Linked DNA regions of Homo sapiens: region 1 is linked to region 2. A link is an interaction called in ENCODE POLR2A ChIA-PET data of the cell type or tissue named here. Cell type or tissue: PC-9. All regions are shown on one strand. Links, peaks and the distances in the headings refer to the core of each region. The heading gives the core; the rest is flanking DNA. Region 1 overlaps LIPC (lipase C, hepatic type). Region 2 overlaps CGNL1 (cingulin like 1).

Evidence for each region. Peaks named below come from ENCODE experiments on the same cell type or tissue, not always from the same donor. Only the 100,000 strongest peaks of a DNase experiment are listed, where the experiment ranks them.
Region 1: POLR2A ChIA-PET joins it to region 2 with 5 read pairs; 1 of 35 experiments calls an interaction of 5 or more read pairs at or near these places.

What each region holds. Positions count from the first base shown.
Region 1 is chr15:58,551,761-58,557,137 of GRCh38, reverse strand. The region is part of intron 6 of LIPC (lipase C, hepatic type); the gene reads right to left. Among named protein-coding and RNA genes, the nearest start is that of LIPC-AS1, 56 kb to the right of the region's middle. In PC-9, for the core only: no CTCF peak of the experiment used is centred there; no DNase peak of the experiment used is centred there; H3K4me3 peaks cover 942 bases; H3K27ac peaks cover 2,439 bases.
Region 2 is chr15:57,438,551-57,443,927 of GRCh38, reverse strand. It overlaps CGNL1 (cingulin like 1), which reads right to left. Exons shown (of 19, transcript NM_032866.5): 2 at 4,327-5,377; 3 at 3,457-3,551; 4 at 1,450-1,555. Among named protein-coding and RNA genes, the nearest start is that of CGNL1, 65 kb to the right of the region's middle. In PC-9, for the core only: no CTCF peak of the experiment used is centred there; a DNase peak (open chromatin) is centred at 2,857.

The DNA.
Region 1 (5,377 bases), core at 54-5,053, 1.1 Mb before region 2:
TTACATGTTTATACCCAGGACCACTAGCTTTATATATTCTAAGGAAAAAGTTGAATTGTGGAAAGAGATTTCAGTTAAAAAATGTCCTAACATTTGTGTAAAAATACACTGAAAACACCTGAAATATTCAGTAATAGAGGGATGGCTATGAACTAATAACAGCAATTATGATAACTACTATTTAGCGCTTCACTATGTCCCAGACATTGAGCTAATAGTTTCATATAATTATCTCATTTCTCTTTACAACAACTTTATAAGATGCCTACTTTATCTTCCCTCCCACATCATTTTGCAAAGGAAGAAGCTGAGGCTCAGAAAAAGTTAAGTAACTTGTCGTTGTCACGTGGCTAATAACTGATGAAGCTGCAATTAGAAGTTAGTCTGCTGATTCTCAGTTCATTGTCCCAAACATGTGATTTACTCTTATGAAGCCATTAAAAGCTATTTTTGGAATGATTTCAATGCTTATGAAAGAAGTGAAAAAGAAAACAAAAACAAAAAAACACAGGCTACGAAACTGTCTAGTATGAGACCAACTCTGCAAAACAGAATGCATAGAAGTAGGGGAATTCACAAAAATATTAACAGTGCTTATCTCTGGAGAGGGCAGAGTGGTCATTTTTATTCTCTTCTTTATGTTCTTCTGCAAGTTTCACATTTTCTGCAGTAAACGTGTATTCTAATTGGAATCCTATTGGAAAAAGAAAGAGCTTTTACAAGTATTGAAAAGGAAAAAAAAGAGAACTAGAAGTTGTGGTCCTTTGTGGCCTCTGCCTTGTCTCACGGGCATCTGTGTCCATGTCTTATCTCCCCAAAGGCCATCTCGGAACCACACTACTGCTTGTATCTCCACAAGGGCACAGCACACACTAGGCCTCCAAGGAGTACTTCACAGGCTCTCTGAGTGAAGAACAACATGCATATATAACTGCATTAAAGACACCAAGGATGATAAAATAGCTCCCATTTGTTGAGATCCTACTATGTGTTAAGCTACATACTAAGTGTTTTACATACATCATCTTTCTCCTCATAACAGGCTAAATAATGATGCCCTGCTGGGTAGTGCCCATCTGCTCCCTCTACCCCTGCTGTCCTCATCCACTCTGCCCTCCACTGCTCAGCTCTGAGCCCCAGGATGGGATCCCTTAGGCTGCATCTGCCGGGCTCCCTTGTCGATTGGTTTCTGGTTGGGTGTGACCACTGGAGGGAGAGGCACTAGCAGGAGATCAGGGCGGAGAAGAGAGAGGCAGGGGCATTTTCCCTCTGCTCCCCCGTGCTCTGGAGCCTGACTGTGCAGCCACTGCCCTCCCACGATTATCAGCAGCCCCTCCTCCATGGCTCTGGTTTTCCCACAGCTAGTCCCTTCCCTGGCTCCATCTGTCCTGCTGTTAGAGGCAGGGAGTCGCCTCAGTCCTTGTTGGTTTCCTTAACACTGCCCACCCTGTTGTAAGGAGTCCCACTTGCTTTCTTCAGCTGATCCAGGCCAGTGGAGTCCTGTTTTCTGCTGAGACCTAGACCGACACAGTGTTAATTATCCTGGTGAATATAAATAAGGAAGTGGAGGTTTGGAGACCTATAGTTATCCAGATAGTTCAGTGGAGCAGGATTCAAAGCCAGGTGTGTCTAATTCCAAAAGACTCTTTCTATATCGCCTGCTGTTTTCGTTCTGCAAGCTGAGTCTGTCCCTTGAAAGCAAATGGCCAACAGCCCCTGAAGAAAAGCTGTGGTTCAACACCTGCTTCTAATGAAGCCACCAAGACAAACTGCCTGCCAGCTCTGACCCCTTGACATCCATCCTGGGCTATCGCTGCCACAAAGGACGCTCTCCTGTCCCCTAAACGTCTGGCCCCTGAGCCGGGGAAAATGTTTCATGCCCTTGTCTTGGCGATACACTTTTTCTTCCCTTTTTCTTAAATTGTGAGTAGGAGGAGATTGATTTCTGCATTTGAGATGCTATGGTTCCACGATTTTAGGAGAAAGTGCTTGTGTAAAACCCAGGAGTCAGCTTTAGAGGATGCAAAGGCCCCTTTAGCTTGCACATCCTATGAATGAGAATTGCCTATTTCTACAACATGTGTCCCTAGAGTAGCATCTCTGCAGGAGGATGGAACGTGCCAAGGTGTGTGGGCTGTGAAGAGCCAAGCCAGCATGCTTTCTGAGGCTCACCAGGGAACGGGCTGGGGACGGAACCTGCGCTGATGGCTGAGGCACCCTTGAGTTTGCAGGAGCACTCCTGAGAAACTCCATGTCTGCACGGAGAATCTTGCATGACTGCCCTTTTTTGGAGAAATCTTTAAATGAAATTAACTTTAAATATAAATGAGTCTTTCAGGCTGAGAACTGGTTCCTGCTGAGAACTAGTTCCTCCTCCTCCTCCTTCTTCTTCTTCCTCCTCCTCTTTTGTAGAGATGAGGTCTGTATGTTGCTCAGGCTGGTCTCAAAATCCTGGGCTCACACAATCCTCCTGCATTGGCCTCCCAAAGTGTTAGGATTACAGGTGTGAGCCGCCACACCCAGTCCTAATTATTTACTCTTATTTGGATTTTTGTAAGTGTTTTTCTTTAAAAAAAAAAAAAAGGAAGAAAAGAAAAGACAATTTGCCTATCATTCTACCCTGCCACCCCCAGCACAATGATGCTATTACAAAGATTAAGGAAAAAAGTGTGAGTGATTTTGCCCACTTTACCTTATGACATGTTTAATAAGGACGTTAAAAAATGATTTGGGGAAAACGCTTTTAATCCTGTGACTGCAAAGAGACCAGTACAACATACTCCCAAGTTCTGGCAGGAGAAATTATTTCAGGTCTTAAAGATGAAAGGCATGAAATAGTCCATTGACCTCGAATGTGATCAGGGAAACTCCATTTACAGCAGAAATCTGAGGCCTCCGGAGAGTCTCCTCACTAGGAAAAATCCTGGATTGTAACCCTGTGTGGACCCTGCTGGTGCCATTTAAAAAAGAAAAAACTTACATTTTCTTTTCACAAGATCAGGTTATTGAATTTATGAAAAGAGAATATATTTCTTTCTATTTTTTGCCTCCCAGAAACAATGATTCTGAATCATTAGATGTTGGCTCTGGGAGATATTATGACTCTCTTTGCAAACATCAAAGAGGGCTTTTTTTTTTTCCCCCTCCGTGTATGGATTTCTCTCATGGAGATGGTAGGAATGAGACCTCTTGTGTTTTCTCCAAGCCCAGAGGGCTTGTTCCTAGACCCGAAATGCCTCTAACTCAGAGGGAAGCTGAAGATCATAGGATTGAGGGGCCCAGGATGGTGTTGTCCAGGGTGTTGCTGCCCAAAGAAGGCAGCCAGTGCCGGCAAGGCTGAATGAAAGTGAATTAACTCAGAGCAGGCGCGAGTGAAGAAGAAAAAGGGAAAGTGATTTTGTTAGCCTTTGTATGTAACACCTGTATGTGTCGGTATTTTCGTGGCCACATTTTGGTTTAACAGTACAGTCCCATTTAAGTGATGCCCTGATGTCACGAGACTGGATGCTTGCCCCTTTCTTTTTAAAATTAAATTGAATTTTTTTGAAACAGGGTCTCACTCTGTCACCCAGGCTAGAGTGCAGTGGCACCATCATGTCTCACTGCAGCCTTGACCTTCTAGGCTCAAGCAACCCTCCTGCAGTCTCCCAAGTAGCTGGGACTACAGACATGCACCACTCTACCTGGCTAATTTTTAATTCTTTTGTAGAGATGGCGTCTTGCTTTGTTGCCCGAGCTGGTTTGGAACGCCTGGGCTCAAGAGATCCTCCCACCTTGGCCTCCCAGAGTGTTGGGACTTCAGGTGTGAGCCACCGTGCCTGGCCAATGCCTGCCCCTTCTGTGGGGGTCTGTTGCTGCCTGCGAGCGGTGGAGATGGGGGAGTGTGTGTGTGCGGCCAGGACTGTTGTGCTGACTGGCGTCCTGTTGCCAGCTCTTTGTGCTGTGGGTGGAATAAGGGCCCTCAACGGATAGACAGAGCCCAGGGTTTGAGTCCTCTCTGATGCCTGCTTCCTTGTGATCTGGAGACCACATAGCCTTTCTGGGGCTCGATTTCCTCATCTGTGAATGCAGGTTAGGAACTTTCTTGTAGTGTCGCTGTAAAAATGTGATAAGATGGCGATGAAAAAATGCCTGCCTTCCAGAAGGTGTTAATCGGGTGTCATCTACTTCCTTCCTCCACACTGAACTGACCGGGGCAGGTTTTGAGACCCACCTGCAGGTCCCGTGCTAGTGGTTCATCCCCATGTCTATTCACACCTCTTCCTTGGTGCCCACATAGGTTTTGTCATTAGGTCAAGGTCACATAAGTGGTTGGCAGCAAGGCCAAGATTCTTGACACTCCTTATCCCAACCCCAAGCCTGTGCTGTCTACGACACCCCCTGCTTCTTCTGGAACTCTCCCTGAAGTCAGTGGAAACCTTCCAAAGAAGTAGCTGAGAGAAGCCAAAAACAGACCGACTGCCCGAGTCACAGCTTGGCTCGTCATCTCGCCGACCAGCAAGGAAGGGTGCTCTCATGGCTGCGGCGAGCAGCAGAAGCAAGTGCCCCTCACCCCCGACCCAGGGAGCCTGGAGTGCAGGGCCGTGGGTGAGGGGGCGGGGGAGGGGGAAGGGCAGCACGGGGAAGACAGGAGAAGAGTGGAGGAGATATGGAAGAGGGAGTGTGGAAGGAGGGCAGAGAGGAGGAGGCGGGACATGCAGCTGGAATGCCGCAGGAGGGAGAGGCACTCAGTCGAGGGCCTTGGTCCTACGCCGAGGCCAAGTGCAGTAAAAGGAGCAAAGGCTGGGATTCAATGCGATGCTTCCTGCTCACAAATTGTGTGACTTTGCCCTGACCGTGTCTCTGTGTGTGCGTGTGTCTCTCCCTGTCTGGGGGTTGCTGTGAGGATCAAATGGGAAATGAGCTAACGTGTACAACACATCCAGCCCAGTGCCCGGGCAGAGTGCCCCCCGAGGGCCCCTTCCCTCCTCTCCACCCGGTTACCTCATCTGACTGCTCTGAGGATGAAATGAGAGGAGGCACTGGCGAAACAGGATTTACTCCGTACAGATCCGTTTCCCTCCCCCTCCCTTAAAAACAGGCTCCCAAACTGGTAAAGGTTCCTTGTGAGAGAGTGAGAATGGAAGTGGGCGATAAATTGCCTCGTTTCACTCGGCGACTGTTTCCCAATTCTCTCTTGCTACTGCTGTACTCTCGCAGTGTTTACCCGAGTTCTGGTGTACAGTTGTAGAAAATAGATCCTTTGATGGTTTTGTCGAAATATCTTGGGAGCCAGAGGAATTCAGGCCAAGTTAGTCATCCTTTGTGAAACTACAATCAGGAGGCGATGTTTATCTTGCCCAACCAGACCCTGCACTAAAATACATTGTACAATTAG
Region 2 (5,377 bases), core at 123-5,122:
TTGAAGACTCATCTGTTAGCTAAGTTATACCCAAAGCCCCTGTGTTCAAGACCCTTTATATTGCTCTGTAACAGCCGGTGAGATTCCAACCCGCACTCCCTGCATAGCCTGTATGCAGGTATACAAAAAAACAAGAATCGTGTTGATAATTTGGACTTCAGAGTTTTAGCAAACAAATACTGGACTGACTTTAAGAACTATGTAGAGCTCCTCAAGGCTATGTATATGCAAGGACTATGGTGTAATACGCAAGGACTATGGTGTAAAGATTCCCCAGTGGGAATTGCGTATGTGTGTGTACGGCATTGTTCTATTTGAGGCCACAGCAGCAGTCATGGGTTAGCTGAGTGCTGGGGGAATAACAAGTAGTAAAGATGGTAGGTTGACGCCTAAAATTATCCCCTGTATGTACGCTTCCCAAGTTAGAAAGAAGCTACAGACAAGTTTCCTGTTACCTGCCTCCAGGTGTCTTCCTCTTTCCTTCCCATGCAGAACTCCCCTGGGAGGGGAAAGGAAGATGGACAAGCAAGAAATGAGTTCCACACAAGGCGGTGGAAGATTGAGGAACGAGTGTTTAGCCGTACTCTCTTACGAGTGGCTTCCTTCCAGGGCACCAGGTGTGTCTGACATAGAGTAGTTGTTTATCAAATGTGAGAGGGCTCCTTCCTTAACCAAAAAAATCTCTATGTCCCCACTCAAATTCAGCACAATCAATCAGACAGGCAGTTATTTAAAAACTAACTTGGCACCACTGGGCTCTTTCCTGTCCCCTGCACCACAGCTGATCAGTGTCACCAGTCTCTAGTCCCATTCTCTTTCACACCTGAAGCTCCAGAGCTTGGGTCCAAGCCTGTTCACACTTACCTTCCATGTTTGCCTATGACAATGCTAGTCTTCCTATTCTTATTTTCCTCTTCTAAATCTCGCCATCTGTTTGTATCATCCTGTTATAGTCTATGTATTTTTAAATAAAATATCTTTAAACTTTTCTGGAAAAAAGGCTGGGAAAGGCCAAGCATGGTGGCTTACGCCTGTAATCCTAGCACTTTGGGAGGCCAACGTGAGTGGATTGCTTGAGCCCAGACGTTCGAGACCAGCCTGAGCAACATGGTGAAACCCTCACCCTACTAAAAACACAAAAATTAGCCGGGTGTGGTGGCACATGCCTGTAGTTCCAGCTGCTTGGGAGGCTGAGGTAGGAGGATGGCTTGAGCTCAGGAGGCAGAGGTTGCAGTGAGCCAAGATCATACCACTACACTCCAGCCAGGGTGACAGAGACTCTGTCTCAATAAAATGTTGCTGCAACATGTAAAACATGAAGAGTACTCCTCACTACTCAGGCAACTTCCCACTTACTGCTATAAACAAACATACAGACTGAAGAAACAGCAAGTTGTTTACCACATTCCATGCTAAATGCACTCTACAAAATACAAAACTTCCATTTACTTGGTTATTTCCTTGGGCGCTCCCAGCTGCTCGAGACTTTAAGGTCTGGATTTTCTCAAAGACCAAGTTGACTTTCCTTTTAGTAGCATCGTCATTATCAGTGCTTCTGAAAAAGGGACAGCAGAGAAAACAATGAGGGACACAACCACTGGTCTCAGAACAATTTATATGTCATGACACACACCCAACAGGTCCTTTAAGGAGATAATTTGCAGGAGCTGTGAATTAATTAAAGCCTCAGACAAAATCAGTGTGAGAGTAGGATGGATGGTGTCTTTTTTTTTTTTTTTTTTTTTCAAATAAATGATGTGTTACCACTCAATTTGGGACAGGGTTCCCACTTGCAAATATGTGAGAGGCACATAAACACATCCTCAGTAAGCTTGGAGAAGACACCCAGTGAACATTTAGTAATTTGTTGTTTGATTCAAATGCTCATGTCCATTCCAAAAAGAATTCTCCTTTTCTTTGAAGTGCGTATGTGTATATCTCTCTCACACACACAAACATGCTGTACATCTGAATCTTACACTAAGAATGATCTACAATGATCTTAATTTGTTTAACCTATGTTTAAAAAAATAAAACCCCTAAGCCAAGATTATCAGCATGGCAGCCCTTTGTCTGGGCTTTCACAGGTAACACGGAGATACTAAGTTTTATTAACTTCTACCACACCGTCAGCAATTAGAAGAAAAAGATTTAAAATAAACTTCCTTCAACAGGCACCTCCCACTAAAGTCTGTCTTACCAATGTCTCAATAAATCATGTGCCAAAAAATACATACATAAAAGAATTTAATGAATTTTGGCCAGGTGCGGTGGCTCACGTCTGTCATCTCAGCACTTTGGGAGGCAGATGCTGGTGGATCACTTGAGGTCAGGAGTTTGAGATTATCCTTGCCAATATGATGAAACTGTGTCTCTACTAAAAATACAAAAATTAGCCAGACATGGTGGCGCACACCTATAATCCCAGCTACTCAGGTGGCTGAGGCAGGAGAATCTCTTGAACCTGGGAGGTGGGGGTTGCAGTGAGCCAAGATCATGCCACCGCATTCCAGCCTGGATGACAGAGTGAGACTCTGTCCCAAAAAATAAAAAAAAAATAATGAATTTTAAAAGTCAAGATTTCTTCTACCTTAATCTTAACATGGTAAAGTCTTCCACAGGGAGATACTAATAACCAGTTCTTAGCTAGATTAATCTTTCAGGTTACTTTTTTTTTCCCCCTTTCAAAAGATCCCCTGTTTTATATTTTGAGCCTTACTATGTTGTTAGCTCTAAAACTGACAAATAATTGTAAGGCACAATACAAAAATATACAGTATTTTGATACCAATGAGGATTTGCCAAGTGGCTGGTTTTCAGTCATGTAGGCTGTAAAGCTTTTTTTTTTTTTTTTGTCCTTCCTCTTAATCACATCTGTTGAGAGAACTGAAACAGAAACCTCAAATTCCTTGCTCAAGTTCCAGCACAGTTAGTATCTAAGTAAGGGCTGAAACCCTGATTATTCCACCTCAACCACCAAGATAAGCATGGAAAGCACTGCTTTTAAATGACTCACACATGCTTTAAAAATAATGGAAGCAGGGGCTCTTGGCCAATGTTAACTCTGGGGAGGGGAGGTGTTTTTATTTGTAACTTCTAAAGGACTACCACATTGCACGGAAGAACTCAAGGTGATGGCGGACTCCATTCAAACCTGAAGAGTAGAAACTCCTCCTATCTTTGAATTTGCTTTTGAAATAGTAAAGGGTCACTTTAAAAATGTATTCATTTTAATTTTTAAAGTATGGTGTCCTTTCCTACACACCCCTCCCAAAGCCCCCACCCCATACCACACAAGACAAATGCCGTCACGAAAACCCCAGCCATTGAGTTTTAACCCTCCAACGGCTGGCACAGGGCAAGAAAGGAAGGTAACCATTAAAGCCTCGGAAAAGGAAATTAAGAGTCCCACCAGAAACAACAATACTTTGCTCTTTCAGAGGGAAAATCACTAACCCTTCTTTGAGGTAATTGTAGAGAATCTGCTTAGCTGTCTCCTCATTGGTTTGCTGAGTGAGCTCTTGCTGGCCCTTTAAGAGATCCGGTGTGGCCTGGAACATAAGGCCTGTTGTTAGACCATGAGGATGAAGTTCCCAGAGGCTTCCAAACACCAAACAATTCCTCCAGTGAGCATCCTTCTTAGAGCCAGTTACAACATTTACCAGCTTCATAATCTTGGGGAAGTTACTTAACTTCTCCTCGCCTCAATTTTCTCACCTGTAAATTGAGGTTAATAGGTACTACCTGCACAGGGTTGGTGCAATCCTGTAATATATAACAAACAGTGCCTAGCACTTAGCTACTTTTTTTTTTTTTTTACCATTTTATCAATATCATTATTTTTTATTGTTACTATCAAAACACTAAATGTGCCACTTAGATTCTCACTTGACAATTAACCTAAATGAAAATTAACCTAATTTTTCAGGCTAGAAATTAACCCAGTCACTCAATTTTATGAGGAAAATTAATATACCTACACAAACCTAACTATTCAGCCTCTGTGTAGAAACAAATTCTGCATACTTTCAGATTTCATGCATACACAAACAGAACAATTGAGCCTCTCTGTAGCGTCTGCCAAGTTACTTTACAGAGAGATCACAATGGGAATCCAGCTGAACTTCAAAGAACCCAGAAAACTATACAATTGGCAGTAGGACATCGTCAGTAGGACACAACTGGATCCTGAAACAGATCAGCTGTGTGATTCCTGATACAAGATTGAGGATGTGTAATTCCTATGGCCTCCTGCAGCATAAGTACATCATTACATTATTTAGAAGGAAGAGAAAAAAAACCAAACAGGAATCGCACTAGTGTTACCTGAGTATTTGAGGCCGAAGGAAATGTCTTCACGGAAATTTTCTTGGCACCAGAATCAGGCGAAGTTGCTGTTGCCCGGTTCTGTAACATCAGCGTAGCGGTGGCTGTTTTCACCTCCTCCTCCTTTTTACTCTGTGCACCAAGGGAGGGCGCACGGATCACTGTACTTTCCTGACTACCTTCGGTTTCCAGAACTTTCCCATCTATGTTCGGCTGGGGAGGCCTGGAGTGGGCACATGAAGCCCCGTGCGCTGCTCCCTGCAGCTTTGCAAAGGTGCGGCCCACGCTCTGTTTCCCACGGCGCTCCTGAGACAGTGGCCGCTGCGGGCACACCTGGGAAGGCCGGAGGAGGTGTTCGCTTGACTTGCCCAAGTTCCTACTGAATTCAATCAGGTACTCCGAGTTCCCTTGGAGGCCAAAAGGAAAGGCGCTATCCACGCTTCTGGATCTTTTCCTGTCATCTGTATTAATTCTGTTTCGCTTCCCAGACCTTCCTCTTCTCTGAAGCCCAGGTTTTTGATCAAATTTTTCAATTAACTGATCCACACCAGGAATTGATCCTGTATCAATATCCCGTCCAGTTCCTGGCAGGAAGGGAATATACCTTCTGTTTTCATGACGATTGACGTTGTCGGCATGGATGGCACATTCCTGATCATCCAGTAAAAACCTGTACAAAGAGTTGGCTGACGTGGGAGTTGTGGATGACGAGGAGGACCTCCGGGACCGAGCTCCATCCAGGACGGGTCCCGCTGAATCCTGTCGCCGGAAGGGAAGAACATCTGGCCTGGTTTTCTTGGTTTCAGGGTGGGCATGTGGGCTGTGGGCAGTCAGGGGCCTCCCGCTAGTGAAAAGGGCCTCCTCTCCCACCCTCTCCTTGGTGCAGCTCTGAACGTTTACACACACTGAGGTCTGCTTTTTGGGGTCCTCTATGACCACGGAGCTGCATAAACGAATAGCTGTCACACCAGATTTGGCCGGGTCTTCCAAGGAGGGACTGGTAGGCTGGGAATTGCTAGGTTTGGGAAAGCAAGTCCAAGGCTTCTTATTG